Linked DNA regions of Homo sapiens: region 1 is linked to region 2. Evidence: chromatin loops called from intact Hi-C (ENCODE). Cell type or tissue: sigmoid colon. All regions are shown on one strand. Each heading gives the region's core, and the rest is flanking DNA. Links, peaks and the distances in the headings are about the cores only. Region 1 has its middle 36 kb from the start of PDE5A. Region 2 has its middle 38 kb from the start of LINC02502.

What was found. A loop is a pair of places that touch in the nucleus more often than their neighbours do. Peaks named below come from ENCODE experiments on the same cell type or tissue, not always from the same donor. Only the 100,000 strongest peaks of a DNase experiment are listed, where the experiment ranks them.
Region 1: a loop joins it to region 2, with 2.3 times the contacts of the local background. A loop is called at or near these places in 2 of 110 quality-filtered maps.

Annotation. Positions count from the first base shown.
Region 1 is chr4:119,660,397-119,669,700 of GRCh38, forward strand. No RefSeq gene overlaps it. Among named protein-coding and RNA genes, the nearest start is that of PDE5A, 36 kb to the left of the region's middle. In sigmoid colon, for the core only: no CTCF peak of the experiment used is centred there; no DNase peak of the experiment used is centred there; H3K4me3 peaks cover 709 bases.
Region 2 is chr4:119,972,668-119,981,971 of GRCh38, forward strand. No RefSeq gene overlaps it. Among named protein-coding and RNA genes, the nearest start is that of LINC02502, 38 kb to the left of the region's middle. In sigmoid colon, for the core only: no CTCF peak of the experiment used is centred there; a DNase peak (open chromatin) is centred at 5,024.

The DNA of each region.
Region 1 (9,304 bases), core at 3,431-5,930, 310 kb before region 2:
TATATATATTTTATTTTTTTATTTTTTTATTTTTTTGAGACAGAGTCTCACACTGTTGCCCAGGCTGGAGTGCAGTGGCGCGATCTCAGCTCACTGCAAACTCTGCCTCCTGGGTTCAAGCGATCATCTTGCCTCAGCCTCCCAAGTAGCTGGGATTACAGGTGCCTGCCACTACGCCCAGCTAATTTTTGTATTTATTTATTTATTTATTTTAACAGAGACAGGGTTTCACTGTGTTGGCCAGGCTGATCTCAAACTCCTGACCTCGTACTCTGCCTGTCTCACCCTCCCAAAGTGCTGGGATTACAAGCGTGAGCCACCACACCCGGCCAGCATTTATACTTCTGCCTGTTAATATACAGTGAGGAAAAGGGGAGTAAAGAGAATTATGTATGTGGTAGAATAACTCATACAACAGATAAAGTCTTGGGAGTTATTAGCTTAAATATGTCTCATCAGTGATGTATGGTTACCCACCGATCCAGACTCATGCATTTTTATTATAAAACACTTTATTTTGTGTTTTGCAATTTCTTTGTTACAACTCTGACTGTTTTAAAGAAAGGGGCTGACATTCTTAGTTATTCTCTAGATTGATGTTAGCAAGCAACTAGCCCTCCCAGTTCAAGCCTATCTTTCTTACCAGTAAAATTTCTTGTTTTTGTTGTCTGCATTTCTAGCAAAATTACATCTAATTTTTGTGACAGGAGCTTGTATAATGGGCTATAAAAATAGTTCTCTCCCCTGTCCTCCCAAGGATATGATATTATGCTTATTCAACTAACAATTTGAGGAAGATTATCTTCCCTCAAATACATGAAGAGGAGCAATGAACAAAGCCATGTGTTTTAGGCACTAGAATTAAAACTAGTGAAGCCTAGTGCATATCCCATTTATCATGCAGTTTATATCATGAAGGAACTTATCACTGCTACAATTGGCATGTACATTTGTAAAGTCTAGGACTCACAAGTACGTCTGTAAATGGAAGATCAAATCCAGAGTTCCTGCTGGTATTGCATCATTTGTTTCAATTTGAATGTATAAATCAATCACATATTCACAGTCCATAAAGTTGATCAGAGTGCAGCCTGGAGGATAAGGTTTTATGGTTCCAGATATTGTCAGATCTTTCAAGTTTGGTTTGTATTAAGTCATCCACTGAATGTCATATTTTTAGAAGAATTTTTCTTTCAGTGCCAGTTGCATTCAATTTCTGTATGGGAGAAGAGGCATTCTGACCCTAATTAATATATTCAGTGAGTTCCAGAGGTCCTATGTAATATAACATATTTTCATAATAACTTTCAACAACATTAGAAGTCAGGGATTTAAAGTTCTCTCTCATCTTGTTTACTTCATTTTACAAATTCTTATTATTAGAATGATTTTAGAACTCTAATTTTGGAAGTAATACCTTCTAGGACCAAGACCAAATTTTGCAAAACAGATGCCTGGCTGTGATCTTGGTCAAATTATGGAATCATGTAAAATCTCAGTTTTCCCATATATAAAATGGGTAATAATAAAACAGCAAAGCCTCCTTACTTGAGCAGGATTGATACTGGAAGAAAAACCCGTTTAAAATGTATCTACCTCAAATAGCATAAAAATTGTAAAGCAAATTGTAAAAAGTTTGAAAACTCATCTTAAAAAATTTGAGCTAGACTATATGAAAATGAATTCATTCTAATTCATAGCTAACATTGCAAAAGGTATGTTATTTCTCAGCAGAAATGAGAATGAATCAGATATTAATTTTTGCTATATTTTTTGGGATAAAATTATATGATGATATGATAGACAATCTTCACTTGAGACTTAGCTTTTAAAGCAGGATAGAAATCTCTTAATATTTAAATTATTCTTTGTGAAGAACATATCCTGTCGACAATTTTAATTTTCTCTTTTTCAGTAGTTAGCTACTTTAATCTCTGCCAGATCCTCATTTGTCAATGCTTCAGCCAGTGATGTGAACAGAATTCCAACATATTTTTTTATCCATTTCATGAATCTCCTTCTTTATCAAGACCTGCAATTGTGCCTTGCTGTTGGTTTTCACTGTGTTTACTGGATGTTTGATACAATGAAGAAGAAACTGAGGGACAAAAACGTTGGCTCTTGCACTGGGATAGATGCAGGCATTAAGTGAGAGTGACATATGTTTGAGTAGGAAGCCATTCTACAAGTGGGGAAGTCATTAGTTAATATCTCATGTTATAGTAACTTTTACTTTCCTCTTAACCATGGGGACCCAGTAAATGATACTAATATAAGGTCTCTGTAACTCACCTAATTATTGATATGGTTTGGATCTGTGTCCCTGCCCAAATCTCATGTCAAATTGTAATCCCCAGTGTTGGAGGTGGGGCCTGATGGGAGGTGAGTGGATCATGGGGGTGGATCTTTCAGGAATGGTTTAGCACTGTCTTCTCTGTGCTGTTCTCGTGATGGCAAGTGAGTTCTCGTGAGATCTGGTTGTTTAAAAGTGTGTAGCACCTCCCCACCCCAACTTCCTTCTGCTCTGGCCATGTAAGATGTGCCTGCTTCCCCTTTGCCTTCCACCATGATTGTGAGTTTCCTGAGGCCTCCCCAGAAGCAGATTCTGCCATGCTTCCTGTACAGCCTGCAGAACTGTGAGCCAATTAAATGTCTTTCTTTAGAAATTACCCAGGCTCTGGTATTTCATTTTAGCAGTATGAGAGCAAACTAATACAAGTATATTACTGAGAAAACTAAATGAGAGAAAATATCTAAGACACTTAGCACAGTGCCTGACATATATTCATTAAACTATACATATTAGTGATGGTTATTACTATCACTATTTTACAAACATTCTCTAACAAAGGCAGTTAACTATAAATGATTAATCTTTGGGGCACTCACTTAGCAGAGTAGACATAACCATCTAGTACTTCACAAACTTTTAGATTCACAGATCACTACAGTGACCTGAGTCACCTGCTTCATTTATTTAGCTCACCAGACTTTACTGCCAGAAACCAACAGACAAAAAATACTTTTCAAAAACCCAGCCTATTCATGCTGTAGCCCAACCTACTCATGCTGTTTTTCTCTTTAAAGGGAGGGCATAGAAGGCAGAGATAGTTTAGGATTCTAAGTCAGAGATTGAGAAGGAGAATGGCTTTGGGCTAAATCAGTGACTGAATGAGGGATCAAGACAGTGTGTCAGCAGCAATTTCTTTTACAGACTTTGCCTCCTTCCTTTCCTCTCCTCTTTCTTTCTGTTTCAGTTTGTCTGCAGTCCTCGGAGCTAAGATAAACATCAAAAATAAAAGTAAGATTCAATAACAATTTTTATTATAATGACTTTTATTTGAAGTTGTGGAGAAAAGAGGCAAAAAATGAAGATAATTGGAAAGACAGATAACCCAGGCTGAGAGCACGCAGTGCTCAGATTCTGGATGTGCAATCAAAATGACCTGATAACAGATAAATTGAACCTGATATAGGATGGTTATCACTTATTTAGTTTGACCCCCCTTTCTATCCTTACTCTCTCTCCTAACTTTATTTTTAAAATGTGGGTTATCAGATCAGTAGATATTTTAATTGTCTGGTTCAGTGCTTCTCAAAATTAATGTGCGTAAGATTCACCTGGGGATTTTGGTAAAATGCAGGTTCTGACTCAGTAGGTCTAAGTCCGTGTTTCTAATAAGCTCCCAGGTGATGTTGATGCTACTGGTCCTGGGCCAAGCACACACTTTGAGGAACCTAAGAATCTAGTATATTCGCAGGAACGTTCAGTGGGATAAAATTAAAGGCTTTCTTGATGTGTAAAGAGATTAAATGTAGTACAGTTTTCCCTTTACTCCCTTTATCAACATTACTTTGCCATATATCAGGAAGGGAAATTAAACTGTTCTTTCTAACACTATTTGGGCTTGTACAACCATGCAAATTACTCTATTTTTGGCCCTTCAAGGACATTTCAAAATGGTGATGTTCTACTTTCTTTTCGGGGTGTTAACATTAAGCTGACTCATCCAATTTTGCTTAGACAAAATTGTGAAAGTAAATGGTCTTTGGTTTTCCTGGTTTCCAGGTTACCTTATGATGTCTTGCCTTTTCTCCTCAATGATGGCTCTACACTTGTTCTAATTAGAGAGCAAAGAAATAATAATAATAGTGTAAGACAGAGGGGAATGCAGTATTAAGTTCCTATTATGTGACATATACTGCTGCAAGTGCTGGAGACACAGTGATAAAACAGAAATGTGTCTAACTGCCTTTTCACTTTAATCCAGTGAGATGCATATTCTTTTCATGATACGAATGAGAACTCTGTGAGGTAAATAACTCAGCAGTGCCACCTGGTAAGTGGCAGAGCAGAGCTATGAATCCAGTTCTTTTTGAATCCAAAATTCTTGCTAAAGCTCCTGAACTCATTCTGAACAGGAATTTGCCTACCCCCTTACCGCAATAAATAACTTAGAGGTTTTGCATTTTTTACCATTCAAAAAATGTTCTATTTCTCTTTCTTATCCTTTCAGAATAAAACTGCTGATGCTTTAGTGACAGGTTTCAACATGTTTTGTAAAAAACGATCCAAGGAATTCAAACATAGAGTATTTTCAGATTGCTTTACAATTCAGTTGTTTTTCTCATTTTACTGTGATTTCCTATGTTTGATATTTTTTAAAAGACAAAGGAAAATCCTACTATACACAGAAATCAATTCAAAGTGGTATTGTAATCTAAATGTGAAAGGTAAAATAATAAAGTTTACAAAGATAACCCAGAAAACTATCTTTATATACGTAGACTAGAGAATGCCTTCTTATGCAGGATACAGAAACTACTCATCATAAGGTAAAGTATTGATAAATTGAATTATATTACATCTTCTGTTGATAAAAACATAGTATTAAGAAGTAGAAAGTCAAGCCACAAAATAGGAGAAGATATTTTCAACACATAAACCAAAAAAGGACTCTAGCTGGCATATTGAAAATAAAAGGAATATCAAGAATTAAAAAAATTAGCCAGGCATGGTGGCATGTGCCTGCATTCCAGCTTCAGGAAGCCAAGGCAGGAGGATAGCTTGAGCCCAAGAATACAAGGCTCTAGTGAACTCTGATGGCACCGCTGCACTCCACCTTGGGTGATAGAGTGAGACCTTGCCTCAAAAAAAAGAAAAAGAAAAAGAAAAAATACAGCAAATCAGTAAGAAAAAGATAGAAAACATAATAGAAGATGTTGCAAAAGTCTTGAATGGGCACTTCACACACAAAAAAAATATTCATATTGCCAGGAGGCATGTGAAAATGTTCTCAACCTCATTTGTTATCAGGGAAATATAAATTGAATTCACAGTAAGATACCATTCCACACCCTCCAGAATGGCTAACATGTAAAAGATTGACAAACCCAAACTCAGGCTATGGTGTGGAGCACCGAGAATTCTCATACATTGATAATGGAAGTAACAATTGGGATAGAAACTTCGGAAAACTCTTTCACAATAAATATTAAAACTGAACAAATGCACACTGACTCAGCAGTTTTATTCCTAGCTGTATATGTAACAGATGGATGAGCAACAGAGTAATGTACATGAATATGCATACTCAAACACTCCTCATAGTCAAAACTGGAACAATCCAAATGTCTATAAACAGAATGAATAAATAAATTATGTTTTATTCATTGAAGGACTTACCATTCAGCACTGAACATGAATTAAACAACTACTACATGCAACAATATGCATAAATTTTATAAACAGTGTGTGCAGCAAAAGAAGTTAGACATAAAGCACACATTGTCTGATTCTGTTTATATGAGGGTCAGAAACAGGCAAAACTGATCTCTAGTTTTAGAAGCCTGAATGTCACTTTGGATAGGAGTGGGTAGCGGCTGACAGGGCATGAGGCAGACTTCTAAGATGCTGGAAATGTGCTATTTCTTTATGTAGGTGGTGGTTACCAGGGTGTGCTCACTTTGTGAAAATTCACTGACTTGTATACTTATGTATGTGCAGACATAACACATATACTTTCCTAGATGTAAGTTATTTTTTTCAATAAAAATACAATATATGAATGGATAAAATTATTTAAAAATCCCTGTTTCAATGCCATCTGTTACTGGGTTTTCTCCCTCTATAGCAAAGAAGCAATAATTTTCTCGATGTCATTCCTCTGCCTTGCATAACTGAAATCTGTTTTTTAAACACATTTTTATGACACTCATAAAATACATTCCTATTTTTTTTTGTCCCCGGCGTTTGCATTTTCTACATAAAATCCATTCTGAATTCTTTTTGGAGTTCTAACCTGATCCTGCTTTTTGTCACTTTTCCATTTGCCTTTTATGTTTCAGCAGAGTTCTGGTAATAATCCCACTTGACCTTAAGACAAATGCATTATCAGACATTAAACAAAGACCAGTCATGCTGGGCCTGATGTGTGACCTCATTCCATCTAACATTTAAGGAAACAAAGGTCCCCTAAGAATGACGGTACACTAGCTTGCTGAGGATGTGAGGCTTAGGTCTGAACAGATGCCCTTTGAGAAGCAGTCCAGATGATGGGAGTTTAAAAGAAGCTTATCCTGTCAGCAGGGAAAAACCACTCTGTCATCACAGTGTGTTGCAGATAGCTTCACACACTTTCTATCACCACCACCCAGGGTAGCCCATGGCAGCATGTTGGGAATGGTTTGGAAAAGACTTGGGTTCTGGGGTGGCCAGATAAGTATTCAAACTCTAGGTCTTACTAACAGTGTATTCTGGAACGAGGGATTCAATCTCTTTGAACTTCAGTTGACTTCCCTATAAAAATGGGAATAAAAATAACTACATTACAAAACCTTTGCAAGGATTTATATTAAATAGATATATAAATGTCTCTAACACAATACTTAGCACATCTAGATGTTCAAAAGATGAACTCTCCTCTCTTCTCTTTTCCATCCTTTTCCTTTTTAGGCAAAATATGTCATTGCAACCATTTGCTGTCTAGATATTTGACATAGCAATCTGGCTTTGAAGATAATGGGCTGTGGAATATTTATTTCATGGATGCATGTTGGATCCATATATCTTTTCCTACCATTGTTTTGTCTTTTGAATTTTCCAGAAGAAACTTATATTTCAAATGGGATAAGAACATAATAAAGATGTTTGTAAAATTCCTTTAATAGGAATGAAAACACTTGACTTACTATCTCAAAGGAATACAGAGAAATAGATGAGGATTTATTTTGTATTTTTAATTTCTATATGTAAAGTGTTACAAATTTGGACAAACCTCTGTTGAAGACCTAGACACAATTATAGTATTTTTAAGGAAATGCACATATGGCTACTTTTGATTATAACCAGTTGAACCTGGCTTTTTAAAAATGTGTTACCTAAAAAAGTTGTAAATGAAATAGCTGTGGGGGACTTCAGCAGTGATCAGTCTCATTTTATATCTGAAAAATTTAGGGAAGTGAAGCAACTTGCCTGATGTGGCCATTGAAAGTTAGGAGTCAGTGAATCACCCCTTCTCTAAGTTCTGTGCAGTAGAAAGTAGTCACAAATGCTGAAGAAATGACCACTGTGTTAATGGCAGATAATGTCAGATTAAAAAAAGCAGATGAGCTGGAGGTTAAAGTGGCAGCGTGCTGTAACCAAGCCTCCAAATCAAGCCCTTGGAGCCGCTATAAGCAGAGCTAGCTGTGCAAAGCTGACTCCACATATGATTGCCCTGCCAGCCTTGTGAAGGAGACGAGGCCTGCCTGGCCAAATCAGACACCACAGAGTGCAGTTCAAGGAGAAAGATGAGCCCTTGTGGCTTCTGTCTGAAAGAATGCCTTGTCGATGGGCAGATGCTTTCAAAATGCCAGAAAATATTCATTTTAAGTACTATTTGCTCTGTAATTATATCTAGAGTATTAATTTGTTTAGCCTGCCTCTGTCAACCATTTGTATCTTATCAGGGAAATTGCTAACCTAGTATCTGCCTAAATTATCATGATTAATTTTTTTTTTGGTTATCACTTTTCTTATTGTTTTGTAGATTTCTCCCTTAACATCAAACAACTTAGTATAATACTTCACAAATGAAGGTTCTTTGAAAATTCTACAGAATGTTGTTGCTGTTGCTTATTCAAATTTATATGGAGTTAGTTCTCCCAAGTCTCCAGGAGCTAGTTCATAGTTCTGAATTATAAAACTGCAAAGCCCAAAGAGAAAGGAAGAAAAATGATAGATAAGGTTGAGGGCTTTTTACCACATGGTAGTCATGATAAAATTAGGAGAAAGAATGAGTTTCTGGACACAAATAGCAGCTTATTCCCTAAAGTTAAGAATCTAGTAATGAAATATAAGGAACTACCCCTTTCTTAAGTCACCTCATTAAGCAAATTAGTTTGATATTACAGCAGGAAGAAACAGGGGCAGGCTTTAAGGACATACATTTTTAATTTAGTTCTTTATATGCCCATTTTGCCACAAAGAATTTGATGCACGTAAACCATTATTGAGAAAAGGATAACTCTTTTTTTCCAGGAATTTGGCACCTAACACATTTGCATCTAGAAGTGTGGATAAGAATGAACTATTCAATAAAAGGCTCAGTGAATAAGTTACATATTTCAAATTTGTTAAACTCTGTGCATTTGGAAAACTCCAGGAACTAAAATAATTGGGAAGGTTGACAATGGAAGGCACATTGTCAATTGTCTCCATGTGGAATCAACAACCCTTAGGGGAAACACACGTTGGTTTATTACTTGCTAATACTTTGTTCAGCTTCTTTCTCTTTTACTGGGTCTTTTTCTTGCTCCTTTACTCCCTTGCTCTTTCCTCCAGATAAAGTCTGGTTTTTGAGTACAGAGTACATTAATTCAGTACCTTCAGTCTCTGCAATCATCTATCACAAATTAAAGTCATTAAAGATATTTTGCATAATGTTGACTGCAAAAAGTAGTTTTAAAAGGATATACTTGTCTGGGTAGGGTGGCTCACGCCTGTAATCCCAGCACTTTGTGAGGCCAATGCAGGTGGATCACCTGAAGTCAGGAGTTCAAGACCAGCCTGGCCAACATGGTGAAACCCCATCTTTACTAAAAATACAAAAATTAAACCAGGCATGGTGGCATGCCTGTATTCCCAACTACTCGAGACGCTGAGGCAGGAGAATCCCTGGAACCTGGGAGGCGGAAGTTGCAGTTAGCTGAGATCACACCACTGTACTCCAGCCTCAGTGACAAGAGTGAAACCCCATCTCAAAGAAAAAAAAACAAAAAACAAAAAAAAAAACAAAAAGGACATTCTTTTTTCATGTAGTAA
Region 2 (9,304 bases), core at 3,504-6,003:
ATCCAAACATTCAAAGATTATCCATTAATTTACTGTTAGACTAGGTTCCTAAAGTTAACTAAAAAATTTGAAAATTAAGCAGCCTTACCACTTAACATAATTACTGTTGAATAAAAAGTTTTTCAGAATTATATTTAAATTTAGTTAAATACTATTTTTTTAATTTTTAAAAATGTTTATAGATTCATGAGGTTCATATCCTGAGGTACCTGTGTATTGGAAACGAAAGGAAAGGAAACAATCAACAATTGCTGAAACAATTGTATAGCAAAGTAAATAATCAATAGAGAAGAGACAACCTACAAAATGGGAGAAAATATTTGCAAACTATGCATATAATAAGGTGTTAACACACAAAACATATAATAAATCAAATAACTCAATAGTAAGAAACATAGCCAGATTAAAAATGGGCAAAGGGCCAGGTGTGGTGGTTCACACCTGTAATCCTAGCATTTTGGGAGGCCGAGGCAGGTGGATCATTTGAGATCAGGAGTTGACCAGCCCGGCCAACATGGTGAAATCCTGTCTCTACTAAAAATAGAAAAATTAGCTGGGCGTGGTGGCGGGTGCCTGTAATCCCAGCTACTCGGGAGGCTGAGGTAGGAGAATCGACTGAACCCAGAGGCTAAAGTTGCAGTGAGCCAAGATCGTGCCATTGCACTCAAGACTGAGCGACAAGAGCACAACTCTGTCTCAAAAAAATGGGCAAAGAATATGAATACATAATTTCCAAAAGAAGATATACAAGTGGGCAACAGGTATATGAAAAAAAAGATCAACATCACTAGTAATCAGAGAAATGGAAACTGAAACCACAATGGTATATCATCTCACACATGTCAGAATTACTATTATCAAAGAGACAAAAGATAAGTGTTGATAAGGATGTGAAGAATAGGGAACCCTTGTGCACACTACTGATGGAAATATAAATTGGTAGAGTCACTACAGAAAACAGTATGAATGTTCCCCCCAAAATTAAAAGTGTATCCATGTGATCCACAATGTCACTGCTGGTTATATATCTAAAGGAAATGAAATCAGTATGCTGAAGAGATCTGCACTCCCATGTCCATTACAGCATTATTCACAATAGGTGAGATATGTGTCGACCCAAGTGTCCATAATGGGTAATGAATAAAGAAAATCTGGTATATATACATAATGAAATACTATTCAGCTATAAAAAAGAATGAAATTCTGCCATGCCATTTGCAATAACATAGATGAACCTGTGACACTTTATGTTAAGTGAAATAAACCAGCAACAGCAAGACAAATACCACATTATTTCACTTGCATGTAGAATCTAAAAAAGTCTAAACAAAGAGTAAAATGGTGGTTACCAGCAGCTGACAGGTGGGAGGATTGGGAATTATTGGTCAAAGTGTATTAACTTTCAGCTGGACAGGAGGAAAAAGTTCAAGAGCTCTATTGTACAGCATGAAGGCTATAGTTAATAACAATAAATTGTATACTTAAAAATTGCTAAGAGTGTAGATTTTAAATGTTCTCGCCACACACAAAAATGCGTGTGAGGTAATGTATAATGTAAAATAGCTCAATTTACCCATTTCACAATATATACATATAACAGAACATTGTGTTGTACAACATAAATATATAACATTTTTACTTGTCAATTAAAAATAAAAAAGCAGTTTAATGTCTAATAATATTTTAATATATGTAAAATAGTATTGAATCTGTGTAAAACTAAAACATAGCTACGAAGCTTACAAAGAAAACTGGTATAAAATAAGAAAACTGGTATACAATAAGAATAACTGATAAACCCATAATTATAGAGAGGGATTTTAATATACCTTTCTTGAATATTTATAGATAAAGCAGACAAAGAAATTAGAAAGGTTAGATCAAGCAGTCAAAACTCAGTAAGCCTGGTCTAACAAGCATGTAGAGTACCCGACAGATAGGGAGCACATTCATTTCCGGGATACCTGTATCAGTTCTTACAGCAGTTCTCAACAATTGAAATGTGACGTATTGGCAAAATGCAATATAATTATCTACCCACAACATATATATTTGGGAAACTGAAAACTACACTTCTAAATCAGTCTCAAGTGAAAGAATACATAATAAAAGTCAGAATATATATAGAAAAAAATGAAAATACCATATCTCAACACTTGTGCAATGGTGCTAAAGTAGTACTAGAGAAAGATTTACATCACGCTTTGCATATAGTATGCATCTATTAGAAACAAAGAAAGAATGAAAGTGTGTGACCTAAGTACGCAATATAAGAAAATAGAAAAAAGCAACTGTGTACACGAGGAAAATAGAATGAAGGAAATGATCAAATTAAGAACAAAAATTAATATAGGTCAATTTTACTTATGAACATTAGAAACAAAAATGTATGAAATGTCAAAACAAATCAAGGAATATATACATTTTAAAATGTTGAGATACTAAGTGTCAGTGGGGATATGGAACAACTGAAACTTTTATACACTGCTCCACTGCTAGGATGAGAAATTGTTAAAAAACACTTTGAAAATCTCTTAGCAAATTTTAATAAATTCATAAATTGGGAAATATATCCAAATGAAAGAATATCTCAGTATTACATTTAAGAATGTTCTAATAATTCACAAACACCTCAATTCTTCCTCTCAGTTTTCTGAACTGAAATTTTTTATTTACAAGAACAAACATTTACTGAGTGTCAATAATTAGTGAGGAATTGTCCAACATGCTGGAAACACACGATTATGTACAAGACAGAGTTCATGCCATAAGGGGATTCATGGACAACTTCAAGGACAAACCTGAAACTACTAATAGATAAGAATATGGAAGTACCATAGGTATTTACAAAGGAATATGATGAAAAATAAATTGGATATAAAGATTAATTCTGCTAATTCTGCTCAAAGAGGTATGGACAGAAGGTGCCCAGAAAATACTCCCCAGATGTGATATTTAAGTATGATCTTGTAGGATGAATATGCGTTTTCCTTGCAAATAGCTTCTGAGGAGGGGTGAAGATAGAATTTTAAATAGCATCAACAACTGGAAGAAAGTTTCGAAGATAAGAAAGTGCATGGTATGTTTATGGGGTTTGTGTAGTGATGAAAGAAGAAGCTGAGAAATTACCCAGGCACAGTGGTGTGTGCTTATAACCTCAGCTGTTGTGGAGGCTGAGGTGGCCCTATCACTTGAGCTGGGAGTTTGAGACCAGCCTGGGCAACAGAGCAAGACCCCTGTCCCATGTCTACATATACATGGCTAAATTGAATGATATGTATGATATTAGAAGGAGTAAAATAGCTACTATGAAATTACCAGTACATCAAATTGTTTTAAATCCACTGCTGAAAGAAATGATAACTCATTTGCAAAAGAATGTCATGTGACTACTTGAAATTCTAGAGGTAACATATATTACTAACTGCTTAAACATCCCAAGAAATTCCTACTATTTTAATTCAAAAGATTTAGATCATTTTAAAAAAGAATTTTGGTGAGGATAAAATGGAAAAGTCTGAAATACTATGTGTGTGTATGTTTTTCTTTTTTAAGTATGTGTTATCGCATATTTAAACACAACTACCTGTTGGCTGTTGAAATAAGTAGCATGCATTTTATAATGAAAAGAATTGTACTATCCTCTTAGTCCTGTGTTTAATATGCTTAAACACATACAAAAGCCCAATTTAATAGAGCTAATAAGCTTAATATTTTTAATTTTTTAATTTAAATCATATATTAGGGTTGTTTGGGTTACATACAACAGATATCCACTTGGGTTTCTTAAACCAAAAGAGGGAATTTGTAATAAGGATATTCAGGGATGGTGGAATTCCCAGGGTTACTTGAACAATCAAGACCCAGGAAGAGTAATAATAACGACGAAAGCTCCAGGGACCTCAGAAATAAGAGTCCTGTGTCTTCTCAGTTCCATTCTCAGGAATCTAATTCACTGTTGGATCCATCAGCCTTGGCTAGCCTGGCAGGGCCATAGAGAAGAGCAGCAAGTTAGAGCAGTAGGAGGCTACTTTGCACTGGATAAATATATCCATGAGAAAATATGAATTTCACACGTTTCTTCCTCCAAATAGGGGTTCCAAAGAATTAAAACATTTATACACAGGTGAATGAGTGAGTCTAAAGTTCTTGTATTCTTTTTATCTCACTGAACTTATATATCCTCTTTATCCTAACACTTGGCTATAAAGAAAAGGTATGTAAAAATAGCACAGGCCAAGTTCAAACATTTTCTTTATGTTTTGTTTGGGAAAATACCTGACATAATGTTTGTCAGAGGCAAAATGTAACAGTTGCCAGGGAACTACAGTCAGTGGCTATAAAAAGATGAAGACAGGTCTTGTATTAAATGTTACCCTTAGCAAGAAAATCCAGCTAAAGAATGGCAAATGAGATGGATGTTCCACACTTATCTACAAGGGATATGGTGAAGAGGTATTCGGTTTGCAGAATTCAAACAGTCCCTGTTTAAGTTTGAATGTAGACTTTCTCTTTGGTTGTGCTAAGAAAAGGAGATGGATTTGAGTCATGGGTCATGGGCTTTGCACTTCCCTCGGCTAAGAAAAAAAAAAAAGCTTGAAGCAGCTCAGGAAAGAGCCCAAATTTCACACGTGTGGAACTGGTCTGAAGCACTGGAGTGAGTCCCAACCCTAAAGAGTACTGTAAAGTTAAAGGGATCATGTTACCTGAGGTCTCTGGAAAAGCCCCGAAAAGAGAACATTGCAGTTCATAACACAGGCCAATAGCAGGTCACGCTAACTGAGGGCCTATTACATCCCAGACAATTCACTGACAATTCTCTTGCTTTATTTTAATTAATCTTCAAAACAACCTGAGGTAAGCATTATTCTTTCCTACAGTTTACAGTTGAAAAAAATTGAGTCTTACAGAAATCAAGCAGCTTGCTCCAGTAAATGAGAGTCAGAATCTGAACCTTGGGCTCGTGCTTTTAGGAGCCACGTTCTCGTGACCACACAGACATCCTCCCCTTCTTAAGAAAGCACCAGATGTCCTTGGAAATTTATGCCTTTAAACGTTGGCTCTGGAAAGTAGTGAGGGACTGACAAGTGGCCCCACATGAGACCCAAGCCTTTGAACCATATGAATTTACTCTAATACTCCCTATAAACAGATGTCAGCATAAAGAATTTAAGAGGAAAACCAGTCCCTCCATTGTTAAAAGTTTACCCTAAAGTATACCAAGTGATGACAGTTTCTCAGGCAGCACCATCCCTTAGTAAAGCTCTAACTTTGTGCCATATTAAAGATATGTTAGCTTTACTGGGGTTACGAATTTGATTATTTTTAAATGGTTGGCAATTTAGCAGGTCATATTTGCCAACCCCTTAAGGCTTTTCTTGAAACTATAAGAAAAGGTACTCCTCACTTCTGCAAGTGTGACTATTTCTCTATTGTATACCCATCCAAAACAGGGTTGCAGCTCCATGTTCTCATTTCTATGTTTATATATTAGAATCAGCAAGGATATTTACTATTGTTATGAGCATGCATGACAAAATTTTTCATTATAATTATGTATAACTTTTAACATTTATATAGGTATATAATTTGTATGTTGTAGTTCATAATTACAGAAATAATATAATTATTATAATTAATAAATTTAATAACAGGAAGTAATTAGTATTTTATAGAACCGTAAATTCCCATATGTGTTTTTTTCTTTTACACATTTTTTGCTTCCTAATTTGTATACTGATTATTTATGTATCTCCTCAACTATATTATAAGAACAATTAGGTAAGGACTGTAACCTAATTGTAGTCCTAGTTTTTGTGCCACAGTGGTATTTATCCTAGTTACGCTGAGAGGTTAGTAGTCTTTAAATTTTATACCTGAAGTACAGTACGTTTAAAATAGTTTTGAGATACATATCTGAGTTTCTCTATCATAGCAATACCTTCTATTTTTTGTTTTTCTTCCAGAGCCTTGTAAATTGCTTCAGAGAAGGATTTTTAAAACTAGACATTGTACACCTCTTCCATAATTTTTGCCAAATATGTCACTTACACTATTATCTAATCGAGTAATATTTTCTTTAAATAAACTCACGGCCTTACCTAGAATGCTGTCTATGATGGAATTGTGGAACACTTGCAAGTGGATATCTTGCCTTAAATAAGTATTGGTAAAAATTAATACACTGAAAACAAAATTCTAGCTTTATATTCTTACCTGCCCTTAACTGAACTGAGGGGAGAGAGAGAGAGAGTAGAAATTATTAGAGAAACATGACATACACACTGGTATTAATATGAGACTTTATCCTTCACATAATTAGATTAATTGGAAGAAAGCTTTAAAGGGTGTAACTTTTGAAATTATCTAATGTGCGCTACTTAATATCATTTTGCTTACTATCTATAATATTGCTTACAGCCATGGCCCACTTTGGGAAGCATGCATTATCCCATGACCTCCAAACAGAACACACATCAGACCTGAGTTTATATCATGTCTTCTTAACTGTTTGATCTTTGGCAAGATACTTAATTCCTTTAAGCCTTGATTCTTAATCATAAAAGACGGATAATAATATTTACATTTGAAGATCACTTTGAGAATTTATGAGGTAATAATCACACCGCGTCTAGTCCTGTGCCTAGAATTTATTAAAAAACATGAAGACCTACTAAATGCCAGTCACTCTCCTTGGTACTCATGGTACAGAGGAGCACTTGACTGAGAAGCGTTCTGCTTTTAGCTTCTTTTGAGGAAAAATCAACTACGAACATCTCAATAAACAAGCAAAGTCATTTCAGGTGTGATAAAAGGCTCTGAAGTAAATAAAACCAGTCGATATGAAAGAAAGTGACTGCTATTCAAGAAATACTCATTTCCATCCTGACTCTCACCCCTATATGATTGGTATTTAGTACACAGGAAAAAAAAGACTGCATTAAGAATATGCTTGCTTATTTATGTCAGGCAGGTGCAAACAGTGAGTGCAAGTAACAATGGCAGCTAAAAACATATATAAATACATGGCCCTAATATTAAGCTTCTGGATTAAGAAATTTAAGATCTTCCTTCTGAAGTTATTTTCTGTAGAATGTCTGATCTTCTCTTAGAAAACATTTAATTGTTCATGTCATGCAAATTAAATACAGTTAGAGGTTTATCACCTACTTTTGTCATGGTTTTGTGTGTGTGTGTGTGTGTGTGTGTGTGTGTGTTTAATCTCTAGAAGCTGTTTTATTGTGTTTGATGGGTTTGACTTAGAGTTGAGAAAATTTTTTCACATAATTCGAGCTGCTAACATTCTTTTGGAAAAAAAACTAATAATTAAAAAATTGCCCATATTTTTATTTGTACACAGATTAATTTCACTAGGTAATTTCTCAGAACAAATATTTTTTGACAAAACTTCTAAAAACCTGCAATATAAGAAATAGTAAGCCACTCATTTTAAACTGAACTAAACTGAACCTTCTACAGGCTGTATAGAAGTAGGAACTTATCACTGAATTCAACTATCAGAAAAGAGTCCCTTAATGGTCAGGGCTCAGAGGTCAGGGTGTAGGTGATGACAGAATGGATAACTGAGATGGAATAATTTGCTTTTGTACCTGAGACAAAGGATGGATTTATTTACATAAAGAGAAACAAGTTCTGGGATGCCAAAGACCTATTATTTGACCTGTGGAAGATAAATTAATTAATTTGGGGCATTACACACTAATTTTGGAGGGCCAGGAAAATGGTTCTTCTCTTTCAATTTCTTCATTACTTAGCCACTGTAGTCATTTGCAGTGATTTTGAGTTTTGTTTCTTTGTTAGCATTCTTCTGATGTCTAAATGGCATAATTATTGGAATTAAGATTTTGAAGAATCAATTGGAAGAGTCTGTAGTTGGATACTCAATTAACAACTATTGCCAAGGCAGCTACTCAGCTCTCACTGTCTTTCATCTCAGCCATAATTGAATCCTGCTTTTCTCAAATAACAATGAATCTTTTGATCTCTGTACAGCAGGAAAGATCAAACTGATCCTCAGAATCCACAAATGCATGTCTTTCACCCCCGAAACCTTCTTCAAAGATGCAGTTAAATTTGAGTTGCAGTTATGTTTTCAGTATAATTACCAGGCACAAAAGAAAATTACTTCCTTTATTATCATAACGAAAAAACACATTTCTTTCTTCTTCCAGTTTTTTTTAATGTTACATTTTAAATCGTTTCATGTAAATTTTACTTTTTCTCTGGCAACTTACAATAAAGCCTTTCAAAGTGATTTCATATGGTTTTTTTTTTTTTTTTCCTGTCAGAGCTTTTACCTCTAAAACAAGTAGTTCAGTGCCACTGGCCAATAATTTACTTTAGAAACATAATGTTTTCTGTTCTCCTGAACAGCAATTATGAATGCTTAACAGACCAGATGATGTAGTTCTTGTTCTGACCCCAATATTTACTATTTGTTCTTTAGCAAGTGAAATTTGAGTTCTGAACTCCCAGTTTCATATCTGTAAAACAACAATATTTTGCCCATAATGTTATTTGAAAGGAGAATCAAATGTAAATGCACATGTGCTGCTTTTTAAACATTGCAATAAACTCTACAATGTAAGTTTTATTACAATAAAACTTTTTACTATCATGGCTTTAAAAGAACTCAAGCAGCATGCAAGGGTTCATAAAGAGTTGCAATGGTTAACTTCATTTTTTTATTGCTCACTTTGTGCAGCCACTTACATTTGTATGGGCAGTTGGCATTTTGAGAGCTTGAATTTAGTGCTGAAAGCCTCAGTTCTGCTCTAAACAAACCTGTGAAGAGGACCACTGAGATTCCAGAGGTAGGAATTTGGACAGGTCCAGATCTACCCTTACTCATACTCTATCAGGCTTGATGTATGTATCTGACCAATGGACTCCTCAAGAACTTCATGAAAATTTACTAATAGCAATAATGACACAAGGGATACTCCATCGACAATAACATCAATTTAATGACAAATCTGTGTTAATATTATCCTCTTCTGTCGCTCATTACCTCATTCACCAAACCTTTGACAAACAAAGCTACTCTAGAATTTACTCTATGATTTGGTCCAAATGGCTCTCATCTGGAGAGTTCTCCAAAATACAAATCAGGGATTTCAGTTCTGCAGAAAATTGGAGACCCCTTAAACAAATGTCTGAGATCATGTTGCATTTTATTTCACAGAGTAAGCTGAAACTGAGCAGAGCTGATTGAGAAGGTGATGTCAGAAAAAGGAGCCTAACAAACAATAAGACACTGTGATGGTAAATTTAATGTGACAAC